Regions from separate parts of the Mus musculus genome. Here region 2 is linked to region 1. Evidence: chromatin loops called from intact Hi-C (ENCODE). Cell type or tissue: left cerebral cortex. All regions are shown on one strand. Links, peaks and the distances in the headings refer to the core of each region. The heading gives the core; the rest is flanking DNA.

Region 1 (15,977 bases), core at 2,708-10,707:
GTGCAAGAAATGTGTGCTCCAAACCACTGAGCCGTTTCTCTAGAGCCCAAGAGGTCTCTTCCTCTCCTCTTCCTCCTCCTCCTCTTCCCCTTCTTCTTCCTCTTCCTCCTCTTACTTCTCCTCTTCTTCCTCTTCTCCTTTCCCTTTCCTTTCTGGATGGTGCTTTAGTTACATTTTGGTTGTTGTGGTGATAAAATACCAGGGCAGGGGCTATTAGATGGCTCAGTGGTTAAGAGCATTGGCTGCTCTTCCATTGGACCCAGATCTGATTCCTAGCACCCACACATGGCAGCTCATAATTGTCTGTAACTCCAGTCTCAGGGGATCTGATGCCCTCCTCTGGCCTTCACAGGCACTAGGTATACACATGGTGCACAGACTTACACGCAGGCAAAATACCCATACACATTAATTAATTAATTAGTTAATAAAAAGCAAAACACCACAACCTAGGCAACTTATAAAAACCAGCACTTAATTAAGCTTATGGTTTCAGAGGGTTAAAGTCCCTGATGGTGGAACAAAAGTTTGGGGGCTGAAACTGCTGAGAGCTCACATCTTAAATTTAAATTAGGGCAGGTGTCCTGGCACAGGGAGGAGACAGAAAGAGAAACTAGGAATGACAAAATCTTTTGAAACTTCAAAGCCCACTGACAGTGACTCACCTCGTTCAACACCTCCTAATCCTTCCCAAACAGTTCCACCAACTGGGACCCCACATTCAAACGTATGCGCTTTCGAAAGCCCATAGGTAGGTGTTCCACCACTGAAGTATAACCCCACTCCTAAAAATCCATTGAAAAGAAGGTTGTTTTGTTTTGTTTTGTTTTGTTTTGTTTTGTTTTTCAAGACAGGGCTTCTCTGTGTAGCCCGGGCTGTCCTTAAACTCACTTTGTAGAGCAGGCTGGCCTCACTCAGAAATCCGCCTGCTGCCGGGCGTGGTGGCGCACGCCTTTAATCCCAGCACTTGGGAGGCAGAGGCAGGCGGATTTCTGAGTTCGAGGCCAGCCTGGTCTACAAAGTGAGTTCCAGGACAGCCAGGGCTACACAGAGAAACCCTGTCTCGAAAAAAGAAAAAAGAAGAAGAAAAAAAAAAAAAAAAGAAATCCGCCTGCCTCTGCCTCCCCGCCCCCAAAATTTTTTTATTATGTATATATAATGCTCTGCAGGCCAGAAGAAGGCACCAGATCTCATTATAGGTGCTTATGAGCCACCGTGTGGTTGCTGGGAATTGAACTCAGGACCTCTGGAAGAGTGGCCAGTGCTCTTAGCCTCTGAGCCATCTCTCCAGTCCCTGAAACTCCATTTATAAAATGCTTACTTATTATGTATGCATTCGTGTGTGTGTGTGTGTGTGTGTGTGTGTGTGTGTGTGTGTGTGTGTGTGTGGTGTATGTGTGTGCACTCGCACGTGTGCATTCATAACAGGGCATGTATGGAGTTTACAAGACAGCTGTGGGAGTCAGTTTTCTCCCTCTACTATGTGAGTGAGTCCTGGGATTGAACTTAGGACATCCATCAGGCTTGACAGCAAATGCTTTAACCTGCTAAGCTACATTGCTAGCCCCTAAGATTACATTTTCCAATTCAATGTACACAGGAATTCTGCCTATGATCACTGATACACCAGATAGCATTAAAATTAGTTTTTCCAGTTAGAGGGGGACCCAAAGACCCTCCCTCCTTTTCAGTTTCGGTGGCAAGAGTGGAGGATTGCCCGGCTTTCAGGATGCAGGTCCATCATGCAGAGCAGTGATTTTTTGTTTCTACTTCTTTTTTTTTTCTAGACAGAATCTCATATAACCCCATGTTAGCCTTGAACTTCTGATCTTTCTGCCTCTAACTTCCAAGTGCTAGGATTATACATTTGTGCCACACTTACACCCAGTTCTCCTCCTCTTCCTTCTTTCTGCTCCTCCTCCTCACCCTCTCCCCCTTCCCCTTTCTCCCCTGTTCTCCTCCCCTATCCTCTTTCTCCTTCTCCTCCTTCTTTTTCTTTTTTTTAAGTAAAGTCCTGGCCAGATTCTACTTGAAGGCTCTGCTGTATGTTCAGGAGACATGGAGGTGACCACCCTTTCATACGCCCACAGCGGTCCCTGGAGTGATAAAATGCCCCAAGTTCCACAAATCCCCACCTGTGCAACCCCAAGGACTGGGACTGAGTGTAGGCCAGCCTCTCTGAACCTCAGTTTCCTCATGTGCAAAACATAGAGGATAACAGAGTCTGTCTCATGCAGTGCCTGGGAGGCTGAGCTGGGTGGTCCTCAGGTGTCTGTCCTCTCTCCTTGCCTCTCACTTGTGTGTTTAGTCAACGGCAACACTGATTGACCTTCCTGCGCTGAGGGGGTTTGGGTGGGGGCTAGCCTGCTTCTGCATCTCCAGGTCTCTGCAGATCACCATGGAGGGACCGGAACAGACCAGAGCCAGGCCAGGGCTGGGTGGAGGGCGAGCAGGTTAGGTAGCCAGTGTACAAACTGCGAGGAGGCTGCCTCCTAGGGATGGCCTCCTTCCCACCCCAGCCCTAGGTGTCCCCGTCCCCCAAATGGCCAGGGGCAAAGTATGGTGCAGGTATGATGGGTGCTGAGCCAGCAGACTTACCTCTATAGCTCTGGGTGGCTTTGTACACCTTCAGTCACCTGGCCACTCAGAACAGCACAGGGCTGGGAGCACCCCAGCTGCGCTGGACCCACAGGTGTAGGCGGGGCTGGGGGCCTGCTGCTCTAACTACATCCCAGCTGGGCTGACTTTGCTGATCCAGTTGCCTTATTTTACCTTCACTGACCCCATGTGGCTGTGACTAAACGCCTGGGGAAAGCAAGTTAGCAGAAGAAAAGGTTTGCTTTGATACGTGGATTCAGGTCATTGTGGTTTGGCTCCACCCCTTTGAGCCTGTTGGTCAGGCAGTACAGCACAGGGGAGAGTATGAACCAGAGGAGAGCTGTTTCCCTGTTTCTGGGCAGCCAGGAAGGGTGGGGGGGGGGGGGCTAGTGTCCCAGCATTCCCTTTAAGGGTGAACATCCATCACCTGACTTCCTTCTGCTAGGCTCCACCTCTTAAAGGTTCAACCACCTTCCCATAGTGAGTGCCATGGCTGGCAACTAAGTATTAAAAGCAAAGCATAGGGCTGGTGAGATGGCTCAGTGGGTAAGAGCACCCGACTGCTCTTCCGAAGGTCCGGAGTTCAAATCCTAGCAACCACATGGTGGCTCACAACCATCTGTAACAAGATCTGACTCCCTCTTCTGGAGTGTCTGAAGACAGCTACAGTGTACTTACATATAACCAAAGCATAGGTTAACAAGATGGCTCAGAGGATAAAGACACTTGCCACCAAGCTTGTCAAGCTAAGTTGGATCCTTGTCTTGGGCTCCACATGGTGGAAAAAGAAACTGACTCTCAGTGGTCCTTTGATCTTTGAATGTGTGTGGTGGTGGTGGTGGTGGTGGTGTGTGTGTGTGCGCGCACACACACACTAATAATGATGATGATGATGATAAATATTCTTTTAAGATATGGTCTCACTATGTAGCACTGGCTGATCCCAAATTGTCTATGTAGACCAGGCTATCCTTGATCTCACAGAGATCCACTTGCCTCTGCCTCCCAAGTGCAAGAATTAAAGGCATGCGCTACCTTGCACAGTTAAATAAATTCTTTTTAAAAGATCCAAAACATAGCAAAATGGAAGGAGTAGCTCACCTCTCAAACACAACTCTACTCTCTAGCTGCTTCTTAGCTGGCCTACCATGAAGGGCTTCCAGATGGTGCCCCTCCCCCACCTTGAGACACTCCAGCCTGAGTTCAGGCCCCCAGGGCTCATGGGTACCCAGCACCTTGAAGCCAGATGTTCTAAGCTGCTCCAGGGTTCAGGGAATAAAGCAAAGAGACGGGCCTAGGGTTTTGTAGCAAGTAGATTTCAAGTTTTACCAAGGTCAGGATGAGCAGGTGGAGTGACCTGGGAGTGGACCCATCTGCATGCATAGGACTGCACGATGGCCCCAAGCTGTTTGTAGCCAAGCTTAGTTTTCTGCTTTTTGCAGCTCAGCATTGACTGGGAAAAGAACTCAATTGTCAAGTCCCCTTCCCTCTCCCCACTCCCTCCTCATGTAATTGTTCTGTTAGCACTTGCAGACATTTGTACTAATTAGTTAATTTCATTTTATGCCTAGTTAGGGCCCCAAATGGGGAATCTACAAATTAATGTCAACTCACGAGGCAAATCAATGGACTCCAACAGCCCCCAGCCTTCTGGTTCTGGTTTGAGTTTCTAAGCAGCCAGGATGGGATATTTCCTTCGAAATCCTCAAAAAGGCAATGTTTCAGATTCATTGAGTGCCTAATTGCACGGCTCATGAGGGAAGCTCCCATCAAAAATGAAAACGCAGTCTCCCATGAGCCTCTGCTCCTCTCTTCTCTAGCCTTCACCACCAGCAGGCTCAGCCTGAGCCCAGTTCCAGACACAAACCTCACTGGCCTGCCCTTCCCTGACCCTTCCTCCCATTCTAACAGGGACTGGTTATCATATGAGGAAGACCTGTGTGTAAACATAGCAAAGTCACTTTCCCTCTCTGGCCTCAAGCTTTCTCACAACTTCTGGGGAAATGGGGTTGCTTTCTCAAGGAAATGAGAGGCCCTGCTAGGAACACAGAAAATGCATGGCTCTTGTGATGTTGTTGCCTGGGTTAGCCTGGTACTACGTAGTTCAGGATGGCCTCAAAGTCACATAGCCTCTCTTGTTCAGCTTCTCAGGGGCTGGTATCAGAGGCATGGGCCACCATCCCCAGACTGTCAGGTTCTGGACTAGGATGTGAAGAGAGCAGGGGTGGCCATGGCTCAGGGGAGAGCTGATGCCAGCCGAGCGACTGGCACTTGTGGACCACTAGGCCATATTTGACTTGTGCTGGCAGCTGCAGGGAGGAGCAGCCTCCAGCTTTACAGTGATGTCTGGGGCCTGAAGCTTCTCCTCTGGCTGTGGAGTAGACAGACAAGCACGATGAGACCGGCACCTGCCAGTGACCAACCCATGCTGTGAGTTCAAAGATCTCTGTCCGCAAAACACTGAGTGTGGGGCCGGGCTGCTCGTAGGCTGACCATGTGAAGAGAGATGTCTGTGTGCCAGTCCCAAGTACCCTGTCCTCGAGGCTTGAGTGGGTATGGTCTGGCTCCGTGCCAACTGCTTTGTCAGCAGAGGCAAGCAGAAAAACAACCTTTTAAGTCCTTCATGATGTGTGTGTGTTGAAGAATATATGGTGAATCTTGGTTTCTTAAAAAAAAAAAAAACCCAGTTATGCTATGTGCATGTTTTTGTTTTAATCTCAGGTGTGGGATAGAGGTTCCTTTAGTTTGTCCACAGCTGCTGTGATTTTTTTTTCATATTCTAGGAGGGGTGTGATCTTTGCCAGCTAAAAAATTGTTTATATTTGGAATTCTGGCGACTCTTGAGAGGGTATAAATGCGAGAGCCCTGAGCACGCGTGTGGAGGCTGCTTCTGGTTCCTCCTGCTTCCTCCTGGGCTCTGCTGCACTTGCTATTGCTGGATTGCTGGTTGGAGATGTCCTGAAGATAGAGATTGGATTTGCCACGGAACCCAATGCCCCTAGTCAGCAGGAAGTAGTATAAAGAGGTCTATACCTTTCCCTTCTAAACCTCTTTCTTACCTAGTGTTGCGGTGGGAGGATGGAAGGCATTAAGGTGGAATAAGGACTGGAAGTGTGGTAGGTATAAGAACCCAATAAAATAACAACAACAAAAATATCCAAGACAAAAACACAAGGACATACTATACCATCTTTCTAATCTAAAAGTGTGAAAACTTCTCATCTCTTCATTCTCCCAAGTGGAGTGTGTATTTCTCTTTTTGAAATAGTTTTTGGAGGCATTCGGGTATATTCCCAGCCTGGACAACATGACAAATCCTATTCTCAGAAGGACTGGGTTAGGATGTGTGGCTCAGTGGTAGAGCACCTGGATTCTCCCTGGAAGCCCTCCTTAGAGGACAGGCAAGCTCAACTCCCCCTCAAAAGGCTTCACTGCGTAGGACAGTGAGGTATCATCCAAGCCTGGTGAGTCCCCAGAAGACAGTCTCCTCTGAGTAATTACATTGCCAAAATGTAGGTAGAAAGGTCCAAGTTTAAAGGTCTGTTTACTTTATTGCCCTTTTACCACATGGACTGTGCCTGCTTGGTTAATGTTTATTTTGTTGAATAATCTAGTTTTAGTCACATCAATAAAAGTCCGTGCTACTTTTATAAAACAAAAACCAGTTTCAACCAGAGGTTTCTCCTGGGTCCGTTAGCTTTGCTGCCACCTAGTGGCACACTCCTAGAGTGCAGGGCTGGCCATATGGGACAGCCACCAGAGTTCCTTCCCTGGGCTAGAGTTCAGGGACTGCCTATAAGTGAGGTAGCCAGCCTGACCGAGGTTTACTCTAAATTCTAATTTCTACATACTAAAATAGAAAGTTCTCTATATGGGGGCAGGAGATTGTCACAATCAAAAGAACCAATGACCATCAAATGCCTAGTGTCCTGTAATTATTCAATGTCTTGGTGGAGAACTTGCTCTCACGGAGTGGTTTCCAACTGTTTATTATTATTAAGTATTATTATTAGTCTGTTTATTTAATGTGCATTGGTGTTTTATGTGCATGTATGTTGGCATAAGGGTGTCAGATCTTCTGGAACTGGAGTTATAGACAGTTATAAGCTGCCACATGGGTGCTCAGAGTTGAACTCATGTCCTCTGGAAGAGCAACCAGTGCTCTTTACTGTCGAGCCATCTCTCCAGCCCCTCCCAGATGTTTTTTTATAGATTCCTGGTCTCATGGTTTCTGTCACTGACCCCAGTGATATTACAGACAGGCACTACATTGTCAGGCACAACCTAAGTCTACGTTGGTCAGGCACTGTGGACCAGAGGTGAGAGAGAGAGCCCGATCAGGAGGGGTGTGGGTAAATCTAGCAAGTGATATTTAACAAATAAAGAGAAAGTCAGCCAGGAGCCCAAGGACTGGGAGAGGGCTGCCTGGATGGCGGCACAAGGGGGCACTAAGTCAAAAACACTGCAAGATTTTAAGAATGAATGACTCAGCAGAAGACAGCTGAAGATTCCAATTTTATAAATCTATAAATGAATTGAGCATGGTGGCACACATCTGTAATGCTTGTAAACTTGAAGGCTGAGATGGGAAGACTTGGAGTTTGCTAACCTGGGCTACACAAGATGCTGACAAAAATAAGGGGTGCAGAGGTAGTTGTCGCTAATGCGCTTGCCACACAGACACAAGGGCCAAAGAATCCACCCCAAAAGCTGGGCACACTGAGGATCCCATCCCATCACTGAGGAGGAAGTAACCGGTGAACCCCAGAGTTCACTGACCAAGATTCAGGGAGGGAGCATGGCTATGGTTGCCAACTGGACATGCCAGGGAGGCGGAAACCCCAGTTCAAGAACTGCCTCCATCAGACTGGCGTATGGATATGTTTTGGGAGCATTGTCTTGACTGCTAATTGATGCGGGAAGGCCCAGCCCATTGTGAGCGGTGCCTTCTCTGGGTAGCAGCCTGGGCTGTATAAGAAATGTCAGCTGAAGTGCTCCTGTGGGAAAGCCAGTGTTCCTCCATGGTCTCCACTTCAGTTCCTACCTTGAGCTCCCTTGATGGATTGACACCTGTAAGCCAAATAAACCTATTATTCCCAAGATGCTTGTATCACAGCAACAGAAAGCAAAGGACATATACCTTTAAGGTAGGTTAAAATGGAGAAAAGAAAACGAGAAATTAGGCAGCTGGGTGTTGCTGTAGAAGAGAAGCACTATTTGTTGAGACAGAGTCCCACAGTGTAGCCCAGGCTGGACTCAAATTGCTTGCTGATCCTTCTATTCCAGCCCCCTAACTCCTAATATGACAGATGTGCACCACATCTAATGATGCGGGAGATTCTGACACATCTACACTATACTTGATAGATGAGGGAGAACAAAACAGATTACAATAAGGAAAATACTTGGACTCCAGTTTAGAGGCTTCCATAGTGGCCCACAGGGTGCACTGACCCCTGGTCCCTATAGCTATCCTTAATGCATACCAGGATTTGATCCTCTGAGCTCTTTCCATACTTACAAGCCAGCCATTTCAAGCACTTCAGGCTGCGTCCTCTCCAGGGGAGCTTCAGCAGTTTCAGGCCATGGTGTTTCTGAACAGAAGCATAGGGAAGCTCTCCCAGAGGAGGTAATGGGGGAGACCGTACGTCTAGGCACAGGAGGGGACCGAAGCTGAGCCAAGTCAGGCAATCGAAGTGGCCTTTCCAAAAGCCTGAAGCAATGAGAAGCCGATGCTGTGGTGCCCCAAGTTTGTGTGCTTGGATGTTAACCCCCAATGCAACAGTGTTAAAAGGTGGTTGGGCCGGAAGTGGTGATGCATACAAACCTGTACCCTCAGCACTCCGGAGGCACAATCAGGAGAATCTCTGGGTTTGAGGCCAGCCTGGGCTGCACAGAAAGACCCTATTTCAAAACAAACAAAAAGAGGCGTTGGGCCAGGAATTGGTTAATGTTGATTATGGAAAGGCTTTTAGTCACCCAGTCTCTTATGCTATCCTCCTACCCACCTGCCTGGCCGCCCACCCAGCCACCCATCCGTTTTTTGAGACAGGCTGCATCTAGCCCAGGATGAATTCATACTCTACATAAGGAAGGGTCCCCTCCACTTCCGATTCCCCTCTTCCTCTGTAGTCTGTCTTCTACCATGTGCTGACTCATCAAGATGGCAGATACAGCCTCTCCATCTTAGGCTTCCCAGTCCCCAGAGCTGTTCTGCTTTTCTGACCCAGGTATTGCTAAGTGGCCCCAGGTGGCCCGTCACTTGTTGTGTAGACCCAGATGAGTTCAAACTCACAACAATCCTCTCATCTCCATCTCCCGAGTGCTGAGATCACACCCATACCTTCCCCTATCTAGAATTTTTGTTATGATCACATAAGTTAGGCCTGAGGTCTGCACACTGCCTCCCAGGTGTGCCCTTTGCTGCTTCCTTAGCCAGCCTTCGTTCAGGCAGTGTCCCTGTCATGGATACACAGGTGCTCCCCCAAGAGCTTCAGTTTCCACCTCTCCCAGAGGACAGGGGGCTTCAGTTACTCCTGGGCTGGTGTCCATCGCAAACTGAACCTGAGCTGCCCAGGGCTCCAGGGTCAGGCGGATATGGGCGATTCCTGAGGTCCCTCCAGTTCCTAATGGGGGTACTAGGAAGCCTGCTGTTTGGGGCCTAGCTCATGTAGGACAACTGCTCTAAAGCCACCGGTAAGAGGTCACTGGCCTCCAGCTCACAGGCCAGGGTGTCATATACCAGCTCATGTTTAGGAAGGAACTGGAGAGTTATCGTAACCGTAACTGCCTGGGTAACTGAGCAGCAACGTTCATCCCGGCTGCACTTAGTCACCTGTTTCCTTGAGTCCTTCCCATACCCGCCTCACAGTAACCTTGGCCAGTCTCAGCTCAGCCTCCCAGGCTGTTGGAAAGGCAATGGAAGTGGCAGCCACAGGCTCTTGGGGGAGCTACACAGGCCAATTGACTAGGAGTCATTTCCCTCTAGTCTTAACTACTTAAGGCTTTCTGTTTGATTGGGGGGGGGGGCATGGTGGGAGGTCTAACCATGTTGTCTACGTTGGTCAGGAATTCACAGACTCAAATGATCCTTCCGCTCAGTGTCTCCTGAATAGCTAAATTATAGATGCAAGTAGGTACTGTACTTAACATCTAGGCTTCAAAGATCCTGGAATCCTGTCTCTGAAAGAACTGCTTCTGTCTCAGGGCTCTGTAAGTTCTCAATCAAAGCCTCTGCTACGACAGGAGTGCACCACGTCTGTCCATGGGGGAGATCTTGACGCCTTGTACTGGCTGGTTTTGTGTGTGTCAACTTGACACAAGCTAGAGTTATCACAGAGAAAGGAGCCTCCCTTGAGGAAGTGCCTCTGTGAGATGCAGCTGTAAGGCATTTTCTCAATTAGTGATCAAGGGTGGGAGGGCCCATTGTTGGTGGTAACATCCCAGGGCTGGTAGTCTTGGGTTCTATAAGAAAGCAAGCTGAGACTATGCCGGGGCCTAGCAAACACAGAAGTGGATGCTCACAGTCAGCTAATGGATGGATCACAGGGGCCCCAATGGAGGAGCTAGAGAAAGTACCCAAGGAGCTAAAGGGATCTGCAACCCTATAGGTGGAACAACATTATGAACTAACCAGTACCCCGGAGCTCCTGTCTCTAGCTGCATATGTATCAAAAGATGGCCTAGTCGGCCATCACTGGAAAGAGAGGCCCATTGGACTTGCAAACTTTATATGTCCCAGTACAGGGGAACCCTAGGGCCAAAACGTGGGAGTGGGTAGGTAGGGGAGTGGGTGGGGGAGGGTATGGGGGAACTTTTGGGATAGCATTAGAAATGTAAATGAGGAAAATACCTAATAAAAAAAAAAAAAGAAAGAAAGAAAGCTGAGCAAGGCAGAGGAAGCAAGGCAGTAAGTAACATCTCTCCATGGCCTCTGCATCAGCTCCTGTTTCCTGACCTGCTTGAGTTCAAGTCCTGACTTTCTTTGGTGTTCAACAGCAATGTGGAAGTGTAAGCTGAATAAACCCTTTCCTCCCCAACTTGCTTCTTGGTCATGATGTTTGTGGAGGAATAGAAACTCTAAGACACGCCTGCCTCTATAACTGATAGATGAAACAGAACAAAACAAATTACAATAAAGAAAGCACTTAAACGTCACAGTTTAGAAACTTATTACTGGCTGGGCCAGCACTCGGGAGGCAGAGGTGGATTTCTGAGTTTGAGGCCAGCCTGGTCTACAGAGTGAGTTCCAGGACAGCCAGGGCTACACAGAGAAACCCTGTCTCGGGGGAAAAAAAAAACCAAAAGAAAGGAAGGAAGGAAGGAAGGAAGGGAGGGAGAGAGGGAGGGAGGGAGGAAGAAACTAACTTATTACTGGCCTAGACGAATCCCTACAGCTATTTTAACACATACAGGACATTTTTATACATTGAACTCTTCCATCTTAACCCTTCACTGCTCTTCGGATGTACTGCACAATGGAAAGAAATGGAGATGGAAGGCTTTGCTGTGCCAAGACCATAAGGTAGACCTCATGTGAGCTGCCCCAGATAGGGGGATGAAGCCAGCTGCTTTTCCAGTTATTTGCAGCCAGACACAGCATAGGGACACTGCTGGTTTTCTTTGGGCTGGGCCAGTATCTCTGATGTGATAGTTAGTCCTAATGAGGTATAATCTGTTACATAAATTTACTCACTATATAAACATAGATACAGATATAAAACCAGGACTTCTCTCCTTTCTCTATACCCACCCTCACACCCACATAAACTGTGTGTCTGCCAGTGAGGCAGGAAAGCCTAGGGAGTAGCTCAGCGACCTGGGACTCCGCTTGGTTTGGGCTCTAGCACTGCACTGGGCACCTGAGACTCTTACGTGCATCGACTATGCACACATCCCTCTGAACAATGCACCTATCAACCTGTTAGCAATCTGGGTCCTCCAAAAGCTCTGAGCTGTATACACGCCCCACTGTTTTGTTTTTAAATAAATGACTTTAACTATCTAAGGATAGTTTAGTGGTATTCATTACATTCATACAAAATGATGGCACTGATTACTTAGTTCTTTTCACTTTTTAATCTGAAATTCCACCTCCAGTCCTGGCAATCACCCTTCTAGTCCCTGTCTCTATGGTTGGGACCTCAGTGCCACATAGCTGTGACCACAGCTATTTGTCTATCTGTGGCTTAGTCAATACTATAGAATGCAGTAAAGATTAGCCCACATAACAGCATCTGTTAAGAGTTCTTTCCTTTTCAGTGCTGAACAATACTCCACTCAATGTATCAAAAAAAACCCTGATACCTAATTTTTTAAAACCCATTTGTCCATCAATAAATATTTATGCCAGCGGTGGTGGCGCATACCTTTGATCCCTACACTCCAGCACTGCCGAGGCAGGTGGATCTCTCTGAGTTCAAGAACAGCCAAGGGTACACAGAGAAACCTAGTCTCAAAAAATAAAATAACCAAAACCAAACCAAACGGCTGGAGATGGCTCAGGGGTTAAGAGCACTGACTGCTCTTCCAAAGGTCCTGAGTTCAAATCCCACAACCACATGGTGCCTCACAACCATCCACAATGAGATCTGATACCTTCTTCTGGTGTGTCTGAAGACGGCTACACTGTACTTACATACAATAATAAATAAATCTTTTAAAACAAAACAAAACTCAGCTGCTTCCATGTTCTAGGTGTCATGAGTACTGCTGCTGTGTGCACAGGCGTGCTCTCCTTTAGAAACCCTGTTCTCCATTCTCTCAAGTATTTACTCAGAAAACGGCAATACTGGATCATATACTGGTTCTTTTCTCCTTTCCCTGAGGCAGCGTGGTCCCTTGCAGTCCCGTCTCTAACTCTCTAAGTGACCCAGGAGGTCCCCTGGGCTTCTGATCCTCCAGCCCCCGTCCGCCTCCTGAGCCTGGGCTTACAGGCCAGGTCAGAGTTCTCAGTGCTAGGACTCAATGCCAGTACTTCTCTCCAGCTAGGCAAGCACTCTACCTAGCTGCACTGTGAGCTCCTTTGTGGGCTGAAGGGTCCTACTGTTTCAGCCTTATGCAGCTGTGATTACAGGCACACACACCAGCACATTTGGCTTTAAATTCATCTTTCAAAACACATATTATAAATCTAAACATACAAAACAGATACCCCCCAACCCCACCACAAAAAAAACCTTATCACATTCTGTTAAAAGTCATTTTATGAAAGAGGTTTCTTTGGGGGTCAGGGGTCAGGGGTCAGGGGAAGGCTTCGCTTTGTAGCTAGCTCACGCTGGCCTGGAACTATGTAGCCTAGGCTGCCCTCCCTCCTGAGTGCTGGGATCACCCGAGTGAATGACGCTTGTCTTCTTTACTTTTCTGTGGTGATAGGAATGGAACCCAGGGCCTGGCACACACGGAGGAGCACACTATGAGCTACAGCCCGAGTCCTAGGCTGTGATTTTAACTACCAAGTAGAAGGGTGTTTTGTTAATCAACAGAGGTTGGCACACATAGAAGAAAATGTGTATCACATTGAAAAATTTTGCTTCTACCAACCTTATCTTTTCGAAAACCATAGCAAAGCCAAGAGTGGCTCATGCCTTTAATCCCAGCACTCACTTGGGTGGCAGAGATAGGTGTTCTTTTGAGGCAGAGATAGGTTTTTGTGTCTAGCCTTATCTATAAAACTACTTCCAGGACTGGGCCCCCAGGCTACATGAAACCCTGTCTCAAAAAGAATCAAACCAGAGCAAAACCATAACAAAAAAATTTAAATCTTTTCTAATTTTAGTATCTTGTTTCTCAAAACACCAACATCAGGCCACTTTAAAACATAATATGGCATGCATTATTTTCTCACAAAAAATCAGGTATTTACATACATGGATCATCTTAAAATAATACAAATCTTCTGGAAATAAACACAACACTTCCTTTATTATATAAGTTTGGCAAACAGCACAAAAATCCAGCAACATTTTAAACATGTAAAAAAGTCAAATGTCAAACAGTACTGAGTATAGTTTTAAAACATTAGAAATAATGAGTGCACGGTTAGGAGGAGTCTGCAAGCTGGCAGAGAGTGTGCTTGGCTTCTGAACATGTGCCATGAAACACACACTAAAGCACAACAACATCATTTATCTTTACAAAAATCACAGCCAGGCAACAGAAACGCACATTAATGGTGACGGTACCGCTCACATGTGCTCACTACGAGTGTCTCACACATGGAGATGCTACACCTCGTACCCTGAAACGCCATGAGCACAGAGCCGAGCAGAAGAAATGGAGGCTGCTGCCGAAGTTAACACTTCTTATCTGAGAATAATAATGTTAAATTAATACTCTCTATATAGCAATTTCTAGATTATAATAATGTATCTATTCCACTGCAAATCTGAGAAGCTGAGACTTCGTTGTTGGCAGTATAAAATTTCTGACCAGTATCAAAATTTTGGTGAGACACAAACTGAAGGCATTTTCTAGTGTTGCAGATGGTACAGGATCTAGGAACACAGAAGAAAACCTTAGACTTCACAACAAGTTTCTGCTGAGCTTTGTCAAACCAAACAGCTCAACTCTAAGGCAAGATAAAATAACTGTATAGCAGAAGTGGGTCCTACAAAGTAAATCTGGGCGTCTGGTCTGGGAAGAACTGCCCGTGAAGAGATCTGGACAGTGGGCACTGAGAGGTGCACATGGAGATTAACTCACATCCTGACGGAGGCACTGGATCAGGAGCCTGACTAACAATCTGTTGGTTATCTTATTAAATTAACTTTTTTGGAATCAGCACCAGTCCCCAAAACTTCAAATTATAATATTTATTCTTCATTAAAATGTATCATTTGTGCTATATGAACACAACTATGCTTAAAGAAAGCTGATTTGTTCCATGTACAGTATGCTTCTATGTATAAGGTAGCAATAGATTTTCTTTTACTTGTGCTTCGTTTTGGGGCTTTGATTGCAGAGAAAAGTCACTTCATGGGGTTACATCTTGCTGAAGCATTCTTTAGCATTGGTCCAAACCTGAATTCCCTGAGAACAAAAGAAACTTTACAATGTGATTCTACACAGCAGACAGACCCACAGCCAACATCACAATGGCTGGGCATCTGTACACATCCCTCTAACGTCGGAAGACTGCAGGGTCTCATACTCTTGTTGAATATGGTCCTTGATCTTAAGAGAAATAAGAGGAACTCAAATGGGATCAGGGAAGTCCAATTATCCCTGGTTGTAGATGATATGACCCTGTGTTTGAAAGACAGGAAGGCTCTACCTGGGCTAGCACTGTGAGGCCCTCTCCTAAGAGAAGAAAATGAAGAGAGGTGAGGTGTCTCACCAGGACCCACATGCACATGTCCCCCTCCCAGGATGTAAATAAGTGATTTTTAAAAAAGAAAACCATGGGATGGAGAGATGGCTCAGCAGTTAAGAGCACTAACTGCTCTTCCAGGGTTCCTGAGTTCAATCCCAGCAACCACATGGTGGCTCACAACCATCTGGAATGGGATCTGATGCCCTCTTCTGGTGTCTGAAGACAGCTACAGTATGTGTATATGTGTTTGTGTATACACACACACACACATACACACACACACACACACACACATTTTTTTTTTAAAAAAAGGAAACCATGCTAGACCTCATCACTGCTCTGTAAGAGTCCACATGAGCACATATAATCCAGTTTTCTCTGAGGGAAGGAGAAATGTGTGTATTTTCTAGGTGACTATAGCTGCCAAAATATCCCAAAGGATGCACACTAAAGTGTAACAGAGATATTTTTAAAAGGCATCTTGGTGGTGGTTGGAGGACTTTATTTAGTATGTTCTGAGTCACTGAAATTTTCATTATATCTGTGCTATTTTTATAATACTTAAAATCTGTAAAGAACATGAAAAATTGCTGGGCAGTGGTGGTGCACGCCTTTAATCCCAGCACTTGGGAGGCAAAGGCAGGTGGATTTCTGAGTTCAAGTCCAGCCTGGTCTACAGAGTGAGTTCCAGGACAGCCAGGGCTACACAGAGAAACCCTGTCTCGAAAAAACAAAAACAAAAAACAAACAAACAAACAAACAAAAAGAACATGAAAAATCAATTTTTAACTTTTTTTTTTCTTTTGAGACAGGGTCATATTATGTAACCCTGGATGGCCAGGAACTCACCATATAGACAGCCTCAAACTCACTGAGACCTGCCTGCCTCTGCCTCCAAAGTGCCAGAATTAAAAGGTGTGCACCACCACACCTGGCCAATTAGTTTTTTAAAATGTTAGCCTAGGGTTGGAGAGACAGCTTAGTGGTTAAGAGTGTACTACTGGTCTTGCACAGGACCTGAGTTTGGTTCCTAGTGCCCAATGAGGCTGCTCACGACTATGACCTC
Region 2 (15,977 bases), core at 3,307-11,306, 180 kb before region 1:
TTTCCATGTGATATTTCTGTATGAATCTCATACCACATTCATCACAGCGAAATGGTTTTTCACCTAGTACATGATTTAAAAATTTTAAAACAAAACATTGTAAAATCATGGACTGTTTTGCCAAAAGAAATTCTTAACACAAACCAAAAGTCTGCCATATACTAAAGGCTGAAAGAGTCATTGGTGCACTGATGCAATCTAACAATTCTTGGGTACAGATTTTTAAAAATAACATATCACCTGGAGATTTCAATTATTTCTTCATCACATGTGGTGCACACCACAGCACACATACAGCAGTCAAAAGACAACTTGTAGGACTTGGCTCGCTCCTGCCATAGAGGTCCCAGGGTTTGAACAGACACACTCTAAGTCTTGACATCAAACACCTAAATGGATTCAGCTAGCTTGCTAGTCTGGGCATGGCTATTGTATTCTTAGGTCTTTGGGTTTTTTTCTCTTTTTAATTCTAAATGACTTCTACTTTTCTATGTATTGGTGGTAGACATATGTGTGTGTCGCTGAATGTGCAGAGGTGAGAGGACAATCTGAGGAGTCAGTTTTCTCCTTCCACCCTGTGGGTCGTAGGTCTTGAATTCAAATCATCAGGATGGGTACGGCTCTTAATTCCTTTAAAAGCACTTGGGAGTAAGTGAACTCTAGAGCCTAAGTATATCTTAAAAGAGAATTTACTAACACAAAGTACTGGGACAAAGTTTCCTAAGTAAGGTTTGAGGTTGGGAAATCATTTGTGGTGTGTGTGTGCGCCATGGCACACATGCAGTCCTGAGTGAGAGTCATACCTAGAACCGCAAAGCAAAAGTAAGGTTATTTCTTCTCTAATCTCAAAGCCAAGTTTCTCGTGTCATCTGTGGAAAGAATTATACCAGTGTGCTGTCAACCCGACACATGACTGCTCTCATCCTTTGACTCCCTAGAGATTTCTTAGCTATGGGGAACATTACTTTGAGTTCAAATAGCTTGTACTGATAAAAGGATGTCTGTGAACAGCAGAGCCAGGGTCATCTTGAATGCTTTCCCCACCATACAGTAAGAGTATGTTACTGAAAACTGTTAGAAAATATTCTCCTTCCCAATATCCTCCCACACATGTGTGTACAAGGTGTATCTTTCTACAATTTGAATGAAATCATTTATTTGTAAAGGTTTTTTTAGCTGACTCTTGCATTTTCTTCTTCTTTTTTTTTTAAAGATTTATTTATTTATTATATGTAAGTACACTGTAGCTGTCTTCAGACACACCAGAAGAGGGAGTCAGATCTCATTACGGATGGTTGTGAGCCACCATGTGGTTGCTGGGATTTGAACTCAGGACGTTTGGAAGAGCAATCGGGTGCTCTTACCTGCTGAGCCATCTCATCAGCCCTGCATTTTCTTCTTGAGGTAAGGACTCACTACATAGCTGTGGGCCTGCGTCTTTCTGATTTACTCTTGCTACCTATTTCCACATGTCGTCTTAGAAAGCAGTACAGCTGATGTCCCTGATTTGGGAACTTTGGTGTTTCTACTGCTGAACGGAAGTGGAAATAAATGACTGATACATCTTTTCTGTGAAAACGAAAACAATTTAATAAAATTTCTTTTGGAGAAAAAATTTTTAATGCTTTTCCCTTGGAGGGTATGAGAGCCTCTCTTGGAAAAAGAAGCCTATTTTATATAAACTATTTAAATAATTTTAAGACTGGTATAAAAATTTAAATGAAGAGTAAAAAATTTGTGATTTTTTAAAAAAGTCATTCAGGAAGGCATAACACGTAAGAAAAAAAAAATCTCAGTATGTTCCACAATACTAGGTTTCTAGTGCCCAAGGGCTCTGGAGTTTCTTAGTCCTGACTGTGATGTTTTGCCTTGGTCACTTGATACTGCAGACCATAGCAGCCTATGAGTCAGGATGCAGGAGTCCTCTAACAGATGGCCACATGCTACAGTTTGAGTGTATTCCACAAAAGCTGCTGTGTTGGAAGCTTGGTCCTCACTATTATGGTACTGGGAGGCAGGGGATCTTTAGGAAATGGAGCCTAGCATAAAATGATTACATCATCAAGGACAATACTCTCAAAAGGAACAAACTTCCTGTTTGTAGCATCTATGATTTGCTTCTTGCAAGGAAACTAAATGGATGCTCTGGACCCCCATTTTCCCTTCAGATCTCTCCAATTCTGTCATGATGCTACCTGATAATGTGGTAGGTAGGGGTCCTGACCAGAGGTCAAGTTCATAGAGCTCTATCATTTTCACTTTTAGCCTTCAAGTGGTGAGCTAACAGAACTTGCTTTCTCTATAAAGTACATATGAGTATAGCAAGGACCTACACTTTATGCATAATCTACTGCTCTATAGCTTGACATAATATGATTTTTGACAGTCTGAACTAATTCTCCTTGTTTAAACTTTATTGTAAATCAGATTTATCCACTACCCTATCAAAATGGTTCTTTTCTGCTACACAGTTTTGTTGTTTGAGACAGGGTCTTGATATGTATGCCAGGCTGGCTGGAAGCTTGCTTTTTTTGCCCCAAACTGGTCTTAAATTCACCATCCTTCTGCCTCAACCTTCCAAGTGCAAGGATCATGGTAGGTATGACCATACCAGGGTCAGGACGGTTCTTGCAAATCACTCAAACAACTCTCTCTTTAATTTTCTCCTCAAAGATACTCCTATTGTCACTTGGCAAGGCACGGTACAGTAGTCGCTGAGCCTGCTGCCTTTCTCCTTTTATGTTATTTTCTTTGGCAAGAGGAAAGGTCATCTCTGGCCATGGCTTTAATTATGCTCAAATTTGATCCCCAGACCCATACGCTTTGTCTACTCAACGTATCTCTTTTTTTTTTTTTCATTTTAGACTTATTTATTTTATGTGTATGAATATCTGCTTGTATGTGTATATGCTTACCACATGCGAGCCTAATGCTGGATGAGGCCAGAAGTACGTGTCAGATCTCCTGGAACTAAAGTTACAGGTGGTTGGGAGCCACAGTGTATATATGCTGAGAATTGAACCTGGATCCTCTGCAAGGGCAGCCAGTACTTTTTAACCACTGGATCATCTCGCCACTCCTGACATTCTGATACTTAGGATCTCAAATACATAGCATCTCACAGTAAACTGAAGATTGCTAACCGCAGCGTAGATTAAAATGTTGCTACTAGTCACTTAGCTGTCTGAGCCAGAGGCCTGTACAACCTTCCGTGTCTCTTCCTATTTTTCCAATTAACAGGTCCTACTGATTCCTCTAAATTTCCTACTGTCATCATTAGTTCAAAAGAATTTCCCAGGCTGGAGGGGGAGGTAATGTCCTTCTAACTAGCTGTGTTGGCCACCTTTCTCTTGTTGCAACTAATATCTGAACTAGATAATTTAAAAGACAGATTCACTTCGCTCACACGTTCACAGGTTTTGGTGTGGCTGGCTCCATTGGCTTTGTATATGTGATAAGGTAGAAAACAGGTCTAAGGCAGTGGTGGCAGCCATCAAAAGGCTTAGTGGTAAAAGTGCATGCCATGTGTTCCCACAAGTTTTTATCACTTTGATATACCTAGATAACCATAACGAAGAACTGCCTCCATCAATTGGCTTGTGGGCGTGTCTATGAGTGATTGTCTTAACTGTCAATTGACAGTGGGAGGGCCCAGCCTATTGTGGGTGTACCATTTCTACACATGTGGGCCTAGACAGTGTAAGAAAGCAAGCCAAGCTGGAACACTGAGCAAGGAGCAGCGCTCTCCCATGGTTTTGGCTTCTATCCTGGTTTCCTAAATGATGGGTTGTAACCAGTAAAACCCTTTCCTCCTTCAGTTGCTACAGAAACCTGACAAATGGACCTCAATCCCTAGAACCTGGAGTGAAACCAGAGAACTGACTCTAGGTTTTGACTTCTGACCTCCATGTGTGTGCATAGCACATGCATGCCCAAATCCATGTCTCTCTCTGTCTCTCTCTCTCTGTCTCTCGTCTCTCTCTCACACACACATACACACACACACACACACACACACACACACACACACACGATAAGTAAACTACTCTTAAGGACTGCTAAAACAGAATTGCTCATCTCATGATGGCCAGGAAGCAGAGAAAACCAGGAAAGAAGGGAGAAGTTGTAGCCCCCACGGACTACAAACCCCGGTGACCCCGTTCCCACAACCAGGCCCTACTTTAATTTTTTACTCTTTCCCAATTATGTCATCATTATATGAATCCATCAAAGGGTAATCCACTTGTGTTGTGACTGAGGTCCATCAGCTAAGGGCCAAGCCTTCTAAAAACATTTTAAAACCCTAACAGCAGTCATCCTGCCAGGACACATTTTCCTCTTCTAACTCCACAGCACAGTAAGAGACACTGATCGCTTTAAAAGCCTATCAGTGGTCCAAGTCAGTGTAGCCCTGGCTGTCCTAGAACCACTCTGTAGACCAAGCTGGCCTCAAACTCACAGAGTTATTTCTGCCTCTGCCTCCTGAGTCTATCTTGCCTATCAGTGGTCTTAAGATAAAAGAAATTTCGAGTCTCTTTGGCCTCTGCCTTTCTCTTGGATTCAACTTCTCAACTCTAACCCTTCTTTAGTTTCAAAAGCTGCCATGTGCATTCTTCTACACACTACAACCCTGTTATTATCATTTAGTTACTTCTTTATTACAATGAATGGAAAGAATTTAAATAGTCAAGAAAATGTATTACTAACTATAGTATAAGTAAACTTTAAAATAATGAACTCAATGAAAAACCTAGGGCAAACATATCTGTGACCTAGACATGGTAGCACAAGCTGAGAACACCTGTACTTAGGAGGCAGAAGCAGGAAGATTAAGAGTTCAGGGGTACCTTTGGCTACATAGTGAGTTCAGGATCAGCCTAAGCTATGAGATCCTGTTTACCCCAACCCCACTTTGAAAAGAAAACCCCACCTCCGACGAAGTTCACTTAGTCTTAGTAAAATATACTTGACACTCGAAATTTATACTCTACCACTTTAGTGTTTAGTGTTTAAAGTGAGATAGGGTCTCACTACATGCATAACCCAGGCTGGCTCAGTCTCATGGCGAGCCACTTGTCTTAGCTTCAAGTGCTCGCACTATAGGCATGAGGACCCACACATGGACAAATTATTTATTAAAATATCTTAAGAGTAGACATTTTAAAATATATTATATAAATTATTATGCTAAAAGTAAGATCATGCAGGATTAAGAGAAGCAACATAAAATAGTACTTGAGAGTATTGGTTCCACAGCCAAGAGCTAGGTTTAAAGCTGGTCTCAGTATTTAGCTAAAAGACTACAGATGTTATATAAACCTCCAGAGTTGATATTTTCATCAGTAAAATGGAACCATTAGCTCATATCTCAGAACCAAACATTAAGTGGACAATTTATGAAAATTAGTGGTGATTTGAGAATGAAATCTGACACAATGCAGTAATTCAAGAATATGTTAGCTATTAACATAAAGTGAAGAGGCTGGTAGTAAATTAATGTTATTACACCTACAAACTAATTATAGTTATAATTCAACAACTAGGCCATACATGCCAAATGAAAACATTCTTAAACTGAACTTGGGCAAAACTGAGATCAGAATTATTAAGCTCAACACATGGACTAGTAACCACACTCCCAGGAGCTTGCTCCTAATGTTGGGAGCACTGAGACTGAGACCTAGCACGCTCAGGAGGTCAGGAAAGAGCAGTCATCAGGCTGGGAGCTGTGCACCAGCCAGGAAAACTACATTCTACAGAAGAGCATCCGAGACCAAGCACAACCTAGGAGGGGAAAATCCGGACAGTAACATGAGAACATGTCAATTTCAGGTTCAACCCAACGGGCAAAAGAACTGTGGCCTAAAGATCCTTAATGAAGAAGTGACTTTAGCCAGGCGGCGGTGATCAACACCTTTAATGCCAGCACTTGGGAAGGGAGGCAGGATGATCTCTTGTGAGTTTGAAGCCAGTCTGGTTGAATGAGTTCCAGGGCAGACGGGCTTATAGAGAAAATCTGTCTCAGAAAACGAAAAGTAGGGCTGGAGAGCTGGCTCAGCGGCTAAAAGCACTCATTGCTCTTTCAGGGGTCCTGAGTTCAATTCCCAGCAACCACATCATGGCTCACAACCATCTGTAATGGGATCTGATGCCCTCTTCTGGTGTCTGAAGACAACGACAGTGTACCATATAAGTAAAAATAAATCTTTGTGAGAGAGAGAGAGAGAGAGAGAGAGAGAGAAGTAAAAGAAGTAGGAAGGAAAAAAGTAACTTGAGAACACTTCAATGGGAAGCAATTTTCAAAACCTATCTTTCTGAGATAGAATGCTTTTTCTTTGCCTAAAATGAAAAGTTCTAAGAATTGGAACTCTAAAAACACTGTATTATGTTTGCCTCATTCATTCATTTTAAACTGTAGGCTAGTCCAGGCATAGTGGGAGACAGGACATTCAGGAAGCTGAGGCTAGAGAACTAAGTTCAAGGCAAACACAGGCCACAGAGAAAGATATGGTCTACTCATGAATGAGTTTCTCTTACAAAGCTTTGAAAGGATCTATTTATAAGACTGTATATGTAGTCTAGTCCTAGATTCCTGAGAATAAAGCAGCTAACATGGGACCTGCTTCCTAGCTTCTAAGTATTCATGTTTAGACTTCTTTGTTTACCCAACACACTAGGAAACTAATTCCCTTAAGTAAGAGAAAAATCCCAAGAAAACCCTAATCATAACTTCAAGTAGCTTAGAGTTGGTCTAGGACAGTAGCTCTCACCCTTCCTGATGCTGCGACACTTTAACACAGTTCCTCATGCTGTGGTGCCCCCAACCATAACATTATTTCGTTGCTACTTCATGACTGTCATTTTGCTTTTATGAATAGTAATTATCTGGTATGTGGCCCTTACATGGGGTCATAACCCTCAGGATGGGAACCCCTTGTCTAGAACGAGGTATGAAAACTGGAACAGAGCAGCCTGCTGAGCAACATGAGCACGGCCACTGTCACCTGGTGCTGTCTCTCTTGAATGAAGGCTGGATATACTGCGCAGTCTGGCCTCACACTGTCAGCCTCCAGAGTGTTGAGATTATAAGTTTGCACCACCAAACAAGTTTAACATTCCATTTTTTAAATCAGCCCAGCTGTACAGTTGGAGTACACATGGGTACAAAGCACCTTGGCCTATTAATACTAAGTAATTAACATCCCAAAGGCATCTAGCAGATCTAACTTTAGGCATAATATTAATTAATGGCAAATGTCATCTAAATGTGACATTACTAGGAATTAGTAAAATGAGCGGGTTTCCTATTATTACTATGTGCAAAAAGAAATGATTTTGTAATTCCAAAACATAGAAACAGATTTTAAAATGCATAAGTAAATACTGTCCTGATTTATAGTATCTGAAGTTAGCCTGTTTCTGAACGTTACAGGCAGCACTGACAGTACGCGCTTTAAAGTAACAGACCAACAATGAAGACAGCACTCAGCACACACATGTCAGCTGACACCCCACCCCCAATTCCTAATAAGGAAAAAATCCTCCTCACCAGACTGTTTTCCTCCTCTTCATACAACACTGTATATAGGCATCTCAGCCTTCTCGGTGAATTATTAGTTATACTAAACATAATATATAAATATATACTAAATATAATCTCCTAATTAATTAAAGTATCAAGGGATAAAAACCAATCCTCAAAAGCAAACTTTATCACTAAATGTGTTTCCTAATCAGGGCCTTAATTAGGGGCCTTAGGCTTTCTGATGACTCCCTGCACCTAATGCCTTATTATTTTGCTATAATAAAAAGACCTGCCAGCTCCTATTAACTGTACTCTGCACTGCATTTCACATACACTGTTTTTATGCTTTTGTTTTTGTTTTTTTTTTTACATACACCCAAAAAAGTGTTTATTTTAGAGTAGTAAATAACATGATAAACAGTAAGGCTTGAGAAGTGTTCAAGAGGCAGGGACGGGGAGATGACAGCTGACGATAGCACAGCAGGAGAACTGTAGTTCAAATCAATTTATTGTCAATTCCTACCAAAGAGGATTCCAACTGTTCCTCCCACAAAGAAAAGACAACCGCATCAGGGAATGAATGTGCCCACTGCCCTGATCCCATCTCTGTACACTGTACACAGGCGCTGAAGCACCGTTCTGCCCCCCATAAAAATATATACTCTTAATGTGTAACAATCATAAATAAAACTTATATCAATACAACCTGGGGGGACTCTGTCAGAATAGAGCAGCCAAGATAAATATTCTTAAGTATACACATATTTGCATGTAAAATCTAGGCAGTGCAGATCAAAGAAAAGATACTTTCACAATGCCCAGATTCACTTAGTGTGACTATCTCCAGCTGCACCCATTTACCCAGAGATGAAACACTTTGCTCTTTATCGCTGAAGGAAGTCCACTGTGTATATTTACCACATTTCTTTACTTCTTGTTGGTTTCATAATTTAGCTGCTGTAAATTGTGCTCTATTTAGTTAAAAGTGTGATATATTGAGTAAGAATAGAGAGAGTGGCCGCCCTCATCTCATTCCAGGGTTTAGAGAAAATGCTCAGCTTTCTCTCATTTACTATGATGCTGGCTATAGTCTACAGCATACACTGTTTACTATGTTGAAGCTCGCTTGGTGTCTTCCTAATCAAGGCACACACACTGCATTTGAGAAATACAGTTTGAATGCTGCTTTATGTTGACCACAGAGTATGAACACTGCTATTATACAGAATCCACATACTCTGATGCAGAATCAGCCATCTCTCTCCTCTCTGTATTGGGCTGTCAAATAGCTAAAACAAAACGAAGCAGACAAACCTCCCCCCCAACCCAATCACTACAGGTCCTATGGCCATGAGGTCACCTCCTTCCTACACATACACTATGTTTTTTTGTTTTTGTTTTGTTTTTTTTGGGGGGGGGGGGTTCGAGACAGGGTTTCTCTGTATAGCCCTGGGTGTCCTGGAACTCACTTTGTAGACCAGGCTGGCCTCAATTGTTTGTTTTTTAAATCTTCTTACAACTACAGTAGAAAGACAGCTAAGTGGTAAAGGTGACAAGCCTGGTATTTAAGGGAACCTGATTAACTCCTGGGACCCACATGTGAAAGGCAGAAACTGGCTCTCTCAAGTCGATTTCTGACCTCCACACATGCAGTGTGTGAACACCTTGTAGAAGCCAGTTCTCTCTCTTCCATTTTGTAAGTCTCAGGGATCTAACTCAGGAAAGCAGGCTTGGCGACAAGCACCTTTACCTTCTGAGCCATCTCCTGCCTACATTTTCAGGTTTTAAAAACAAAGCTGTAATGTTTTCCTGTTTTTTAATGCTTGTGTTAAATCATATACAAATTTGCACCCTTGGCTACGGATTAATACTGATAGTGTGCAGAGCCTTGGCTTATGACAGACTATGACTCTTTTGGTAAACGATCATCACATACTTGAAAAGAATGTGGGACAGTAAGTTTTGGATGAATGAGCTCTAATATGTATGTCCAAAGCACAGTCCAGATGTGTCCACATCCATGAATTGCTATGAATGTGGCCTAGCACATTTGTAGATGACGCATTACGCATCTCAATGTCAACGGGCTGAGCAGACCAGGTCCCCGTGGTCATGGTTCCAGTTCTTTTCCAGCTGATTTAAAAAATAATCTGATGAACAACTTGCTTTTATTTTTCCTTTCTGTGTTGGCTTGTCTTACACATTTAAAAACATCCAGTCTTCTGATGTTACCAAACCTTGGTGACATGTTTTCCATCTTTTCTGTTTGATGCTTGAAAACTCTTCTTTGGCTGTGTTTACTGTAGCCATAACTGTCTACAGTGTATGCTTTTCTAATGTTTTCGTGTTTCCTCTTGCTGATCCTTACGTATAAAAGATGTCTCCTGATCTTTGACTTGGTATAGCCTGACTCTATTCTGGAGTATTTAAGCTATTTACATTAGGACTTTCGGATTAAACATAATCATATACCACTTGTCCACTATTGGATCATTTGGTTTGGGGTTAATCAGGTACAGGCCTCTAGCCCAGAATTTCGAAATCTGAAATGCTCCAAAATCCAAAACTTTCTGAGTGCCAAAGTGAGACAGGAAGCAGTTCCACATGCAACCTCTCATGGTATGGATACTATACCACAGTGCAGCCAGCTGAAGTAAGTCTTATCACATAACCTTTTAGGGTATATGTGCCACCACAGCAATAAAGTTCCTGTGATACTTGGATCCAACCCTAAGGCATCTTATGCAAAAGCAGTTATTACAAAATCTAAACCATTTCAATTTTAAACACTTTGAGTGTATCTCAAAGTGTATCTCTTAGCAGTTTCTTTTCCTGTGTGTTTGATTATATGACTGTGACTTGCTTTAAAATTCTCCTCCTCTTCTTCCCATTTTGCTTTGGTCCATGTAGTTCTTGCTGTCCTATATATAACTTGCTCTGTAGCTGGCCTCAAACTCACACAGATCTGCCTTAGCTACATATTTGATGTCCCTGCCACTCTTCTGTCTTTCTCTGCCTCTCCATGTTTTTCTCTTCTCTTCATCACTGTGTGTGTGATGTATATGTAGAAGGTGTACATGTGGAGGCCAAAGGACAACTTGAAGGAGTTGTTTCTCTCTCCCCACTGTGTTAAGGCAGGGTCTTTCTCGTTTCTATTGCTGTGCTCTGTACTCCAGGCTAGCAAGCCCATGAACTTCACACACATCTCCTATCTCTACCTTCTGTAAGAAATGCTGGGATTATCGATGCACACCACCATGTCTGGCTATTTCACCACCACGTCTGGCTATTTCACAGTTCTAGAGGTAGAACTCGGGCCATTAGGGTTGCATGACCGGAACTTTTACTGCTGAACCATGTTGCTGGTCCTACTTCCTTGTTTTCATATGGGATCATTTTTCTTCCATCTAAGGAATGTTTATAGCTCTTAAATTGTGGGACCACTGATAATAAATGTTCTTGGTTTCTGTTCATCTGAATACAGTTTTACTCCATCCACACTTTGGATGGATAGTTTCCTGGGTACAGAACTCTATACTGATTTAAAAATGGATCTATAAAGATGCAATATCTGATGACTTTATTATCTTTACTGAAAAAAAAAAATGAGCTAGGGCCTGGGATATAGCTCAGCTAGTAGAGTGTTTGCCTAGCACACAGAAGGCAGTGGGTTTGATCCCTAATACTATATAAATGAAGTGTGGTGGTGTATACTTGTAGTCTCAGCACTGGGGAGGTATACAGCCAAGACCAGAAATTCTGAGTTATTCTCAACCACAAAGAGAATTCAAGGCCAGGGAAGGATACACAAAAGCCCATCTAAAACAAAAATGGACGTTCACTGCCATAGGTGAGAGCTGCTCTCAGCCCTGGTCACAGACCCTTCTGTTTGCAGCTACAAGAGTTAATGTAAAGACCCAGAAACTGGAGTCCTCACCCCTAAATAGGATGCCTATATCACCCCTCCAGAGTCCAGGGGGCACAGGCATCAATGCTATGCTGTACCTTCCTGGAACCATATGGCTATTGTACCCATTTATTCACAGCATCAATGCTACCTGCTCCAGACTTCCACGAAACTGTACCTATGAAAGCACTCAATCATGGATGGGGAGATCTCCATAAGGCCCCACCACTTTCTGAGACTATAGGCCCTTAGTGGTTACATGTGGAGTGAGTCCCCTTCTCACTGGCAAGTTGCCCCTACTAGAGTACATGACGTCCAGCAGTGCTCATACAGGCAGTCCTAATTAAAATGCAGTGGTCCCCAGAGAGAGAAAGAAGAAGATGAGAAGTGGAAGGTCAGTGGGAGGAGGAGTGGTGAAAGGCTGGTGACAGGAGAGGCAGTACTCAAAGTATGGAAGCATGAAATTATGAACAAGTACACTAACAAGAAAACTGAAACGCAGGGAGGAAGTTAGGTACTGTTACTATGAAGTTTCTTGGGGGGCAGGAACTTGTAAAAGCACTTGCCACACAAATCCAACACCTCAGTTTGACACCCAAACCCATGGTGGAAGAAGGGAACCAACTCCTTGAAGCTGGCCCTGCTCTCCATGTATGTACTCTGGCACATACCTGTGCACACATAACTTTAAAGTATTCAGTCTTTACAGGTTCAGTTATTTTGAAATGAAAGCCCCCTACCCCCTTTTGCTGTGCTGGAGAGGAAGAAGAGCCTGGCACATGTTGGGCAAGCACTGTAACACCAAGCTGTGCCCTCAGCCCTTGGTTTACACTGTGTATGTAGCCTTTCTGCCCTTCTCCAGAGTGCTGGGGCTGCAGACATACACCAACACCTGTAGCTTGCCTGTATGCTTCCCTCCCGTGCTGTTTGGTGTTAAAAGGACTTTTGAGTTTAATTTAGTGTCTGTTCTAAATATTTAGAAGCATGGTCACTCTCTGCTAATGCTGTTAGTTCCAGTTCATTTTTAGAATTCTAATGACAAAGGTATACTCCGCTATAACCTGAATTCTAGCTCCACCATGTGCAGATTCTCTCACCCATCTGGTGTAGAGCATTACAGACTGACTATTCCTGAGAGAAGTGAAGAAATGTTTATACTATAAATCTGGGTGTTTTCCATGTTATTTTTCTCTCAATGACTTCCAATCTACTAATCTTCTCTTTTGTAGCCTCTTTTGTATCACTTACTATACTGTTCAATTCTAGAACTTTCAAGAGCTTTTCATAGGATGCAATTCTTTGGTAAAATTTATTTTTCATCTATTTTCTATACTACATAAGTGACAGTTTACACTTTAAAGTCTCCTTCTGATATCCCTACAAAGAACAGCTCTATTTCTGGGCTGTTATTTCCTCTTATCATTTGGCTGCTCTAGTCTCTGGCTGAGAAGCACGGGCCAGGTATGGGGCGCATGCCTGTCAGCCCAGCACATGAGGCAGAAGGATCACAACTTCAGTGTTATCCTCGGAAAGTAAGTCTGAGAAGGGTCTTAGAGAGTTATGCCAGAGTATTTGGAAACAAGCTCAGCAATATTAAAATAGTACACCTGAAACTTTATACAGCTGTTGCTGACAGGAGGGAGTGCTCATGGGATTTTTTTTAACTGACTTTTGGATTAAATATGATTAGAAATGAACACAGGTCTTGAACTGAAATTACAATGAAATTTCACATATAATGTACTAACTGCATTTTAGTTTAAGTATAGCATTAATCTTTCTAAACAATGTTAAGTATAAAATAGTCACATACTTAAAATATTTTCCAATGACAATACAATATGATTGTGGGCATTTTCCTTTTATTTATTTATTTATTTATTTATTTATTTATTTATTTATTTATTGAAGTTGTTGTGGGCATTTTCCATTTATTTATTTATTTATTTATTTATTTATTTATTTATTTATTTAATGAAGTTGTGCCCAGTATCTGTGTCTGAAATACAATATGTAGGCAATGCAAACTCAAATTTACAGTAATTCTCCTGCCCTCTAAATGCTGAGATTTCAGAAATGTGCCATCAGAGCTGCTCAAATTCATTTCTTTTTGGTGCTTTAGTTGCATTAAAAAAAAAAAAAAGATTAACCAGCTGTCTAGGAAAATATGTGCTATGTAAGTTTGTATGATATATATATGTGTGATATATAAGATAATATAATGAGCTTTTGTTTGTTTTGCAGGGCAGATGCATTTGGACTTTATTTCATGCTTGTGCAAGGCAGCTAAAGGGCTGAAACAGTACAGTCAATGAAGAAGGGGCCCACCACCACTCCTGCCAGCCTCCACTGCATACTGTACCCTGCCTGGTTTACAGGGTCAGGATTCCAGCATGGCTCTGGCCTATTAACATGAAAGCCCAGGCCAGCGGTTTTGCCATGTTATGACAAGGGCTGGCACAGCTTGGCTTTGGGCTGGCTGACTGACTGCTAGATGTCTTGGAATATTATGCCAAGTGCACAAGGGAATTCAACGCTAAGGCCATGACTGTGACATGAACTTCCCCAAGAAGAAGAACCCTCTATTATCAGCCAGGGTAGCACCTTGCAGAGAGACTAGGCAGTGAGACCCAGCACTTTACAGACACAGAGGCAGTACTGGTACTGGCCATTAGTGGCCACAAGTGAGCCAGTGGACAAGTTAGCTGCCATACTGTAGGGCTAGCACACTAGCTGGTGACCCTTCAAAGGCCTTAGTATAAAATCATGGGTAGTGGGGATAGAAGCACTAAACCAAAGCCCATTTACCTAAATTGTTGATTTTTTGAAGTAAATAATAAAACTTGCACCTCCAGGCCTTTTCTTACATGTTCCAATTGTAATAGGAAAAAAAAAAATCTAAGCCTAGTATCTGCCAAAGTTTTAGACTTACATTTCTACATATTTCAGAATATATTAATGTAAACTCATTACCCTTTTATTTTTTTATATCACAGCAAGAAATAGTTATATGGTTCGGGGCCAGCCTGGTCTACAAAGTGAGTTCTAGGACAGCCAGGGCTACACAGAGAAACCCTGTCTCAAAAAACAAAAGAAAGAAAGAAAGAAAGAAAGAAAGAAAGAAAGAAAGAAAGAAAGAAAGAAAGAAAGAAAGAAAGAGGGAGGGAGGGAGGGAGGGAGGGAGGGAGGGAGGGAGGGATAGTCATATGGTAAATGATGTTAACTGTTACATGATCCAGGAAAAGATTGAAGTCTTTTCCATCAATCTACAGCAGAAAAGGCACTAATTATATATCTGATAATCTCAAAACTCAAAAGTAAGAAAATAATCCAATGTTTTTTAATGAGTGAGGGAATTATCACTCCATCAATGCGAGTAAGAAAACAACAACAACAACAAAAGTCCAACCTTTTAGAGCCCTAGGAAAGTGTAAATAAATACAGAACACTGGCTACTCTGATATAGAACCTGGGTTTGGTTCCCAGCACCCACATGATGGCTCAAAACTATCTGTAACTCCAATCTCAAGGTAACCAATGCTCTCTTCTGGCCTCCATGGGTACTAGGTGTGCATGCATTTGATGCATGAACATGCTTGTAAACAAAGCACCCATACATGTAAAATTAAAATGCCATAATAAATGCAAAGTAAAGCTCATTAGAATGGCCAAAGTAAATATGACAAGGTCAAGAATGCAGATCAAGTGGAGCATGGTGGTACATGCCTGAAACCCCAGCACTCAGCAAGACTATGCTATTGAACCAGCCTGGACTATACAATAAGAGCCTGTCTCAACAAAGCAGAACAATGAAGGGGGTGGGTCTGATGCTAAGGTCCTGTTCCCCAATTGGTTCTTGAGCTATCAATAAAGATGCTAGCAGCCAATTAGCTGGGTGGACTAGGCAGGACTTCCTGGTCCTTGCAAAGGGGGGGGGGGGGGGGAGGAAGGTAGCAGATACAGGATAAAGAGAGGGGAAAGGAGTTTTGGCCATGCTTCAGAGGAAGAAAAGCCAACCAACCAGGTGGAGTGATCATGGGTTACTTCTCCAGGCAGGAGGTTAGGGTACTGAGCAGGGACTAAAGGTAACTGAGCAACTGAAGCTGAGAGCAGGTTAAGAGGTGCTGAGCTAAGAGTATTGGGAAGGGCAGGTTAGCCATAGTAGTGCCCAGTAATTGAGCCAATAAGGCAGGTTGAAATTGAAAAACATGTGTCTGTGTTTTTCACTCACGGATCTAATATTCTCTGGGTGAGGGCTTGTAGCCAGGCCCACTTCCAGACCTTAAAGCAGGATAGCAAAATCTACACGCTACAGAACAAATTGAAAGTTCATCAGTTACTATAAAAATATAAAATAGCACAATCATTTTAGAGTAATTTACTGGTTTCCTATAAAACCAAATATCCATTTGCAATATAAACTAGATATTCCATCCTAAGATATTTTCAAAAGTGAAACACATGTTGACCAAAAAGCTGTATGCAACTTTAAAAAATACTAATTTTATTTTATATGCAAGGATGTTTGTCTACTTGTTTATCTAT

What was found. Peaks named below come from ENCODE experiments on the same cell type or tissue, not always from the same donor. Only the 100,000 strongest peaks of a DNase experiment are listed, where the experiment ranks them.
Region 2: a loop joins it to region 1, with 2.4 times the contacts of the local background. A loop is called at or near these places in 2 of 42 quality-filtered maps.

Annotation. Positions count from the first base shown.
Region 1 is chr16:33,297,082-33,313,058 of GRCm38, reverse strand. Snx4 (sorting nexin 4) reads right to left here. Exons shown (of 14, transcript NM_080557.2): 14 at 13,497-14,628. The coding sequence ends at 14,581. Among named protein-coding and RNA genes, the nearest start is that of Snx4, 54 kb to the right of the region's middle. In left cerebral cortex, for the core only: a CTCF peak has its summit at 6,314 (motif pointing left); DNase peaks (open chromatin) are centred at 6,314 and 8,623.
Region 2 is chr16:33,479,431-33,495,407 of GRCm38, reverse strand. Zfp148 (zinc finger protein 148) reads right to left here. Exons shown (of 9, transcript NM_011749.4): 8 at 1-63. Among named protein-coding and RNA genes, the nearest start is that of Slc12a8, 31 kb to the left of the region's middle. In left cerebral cortex, for the core only: no CTCF peak of the experiment used is centred there; no DNase peak of the experiment used is centred there.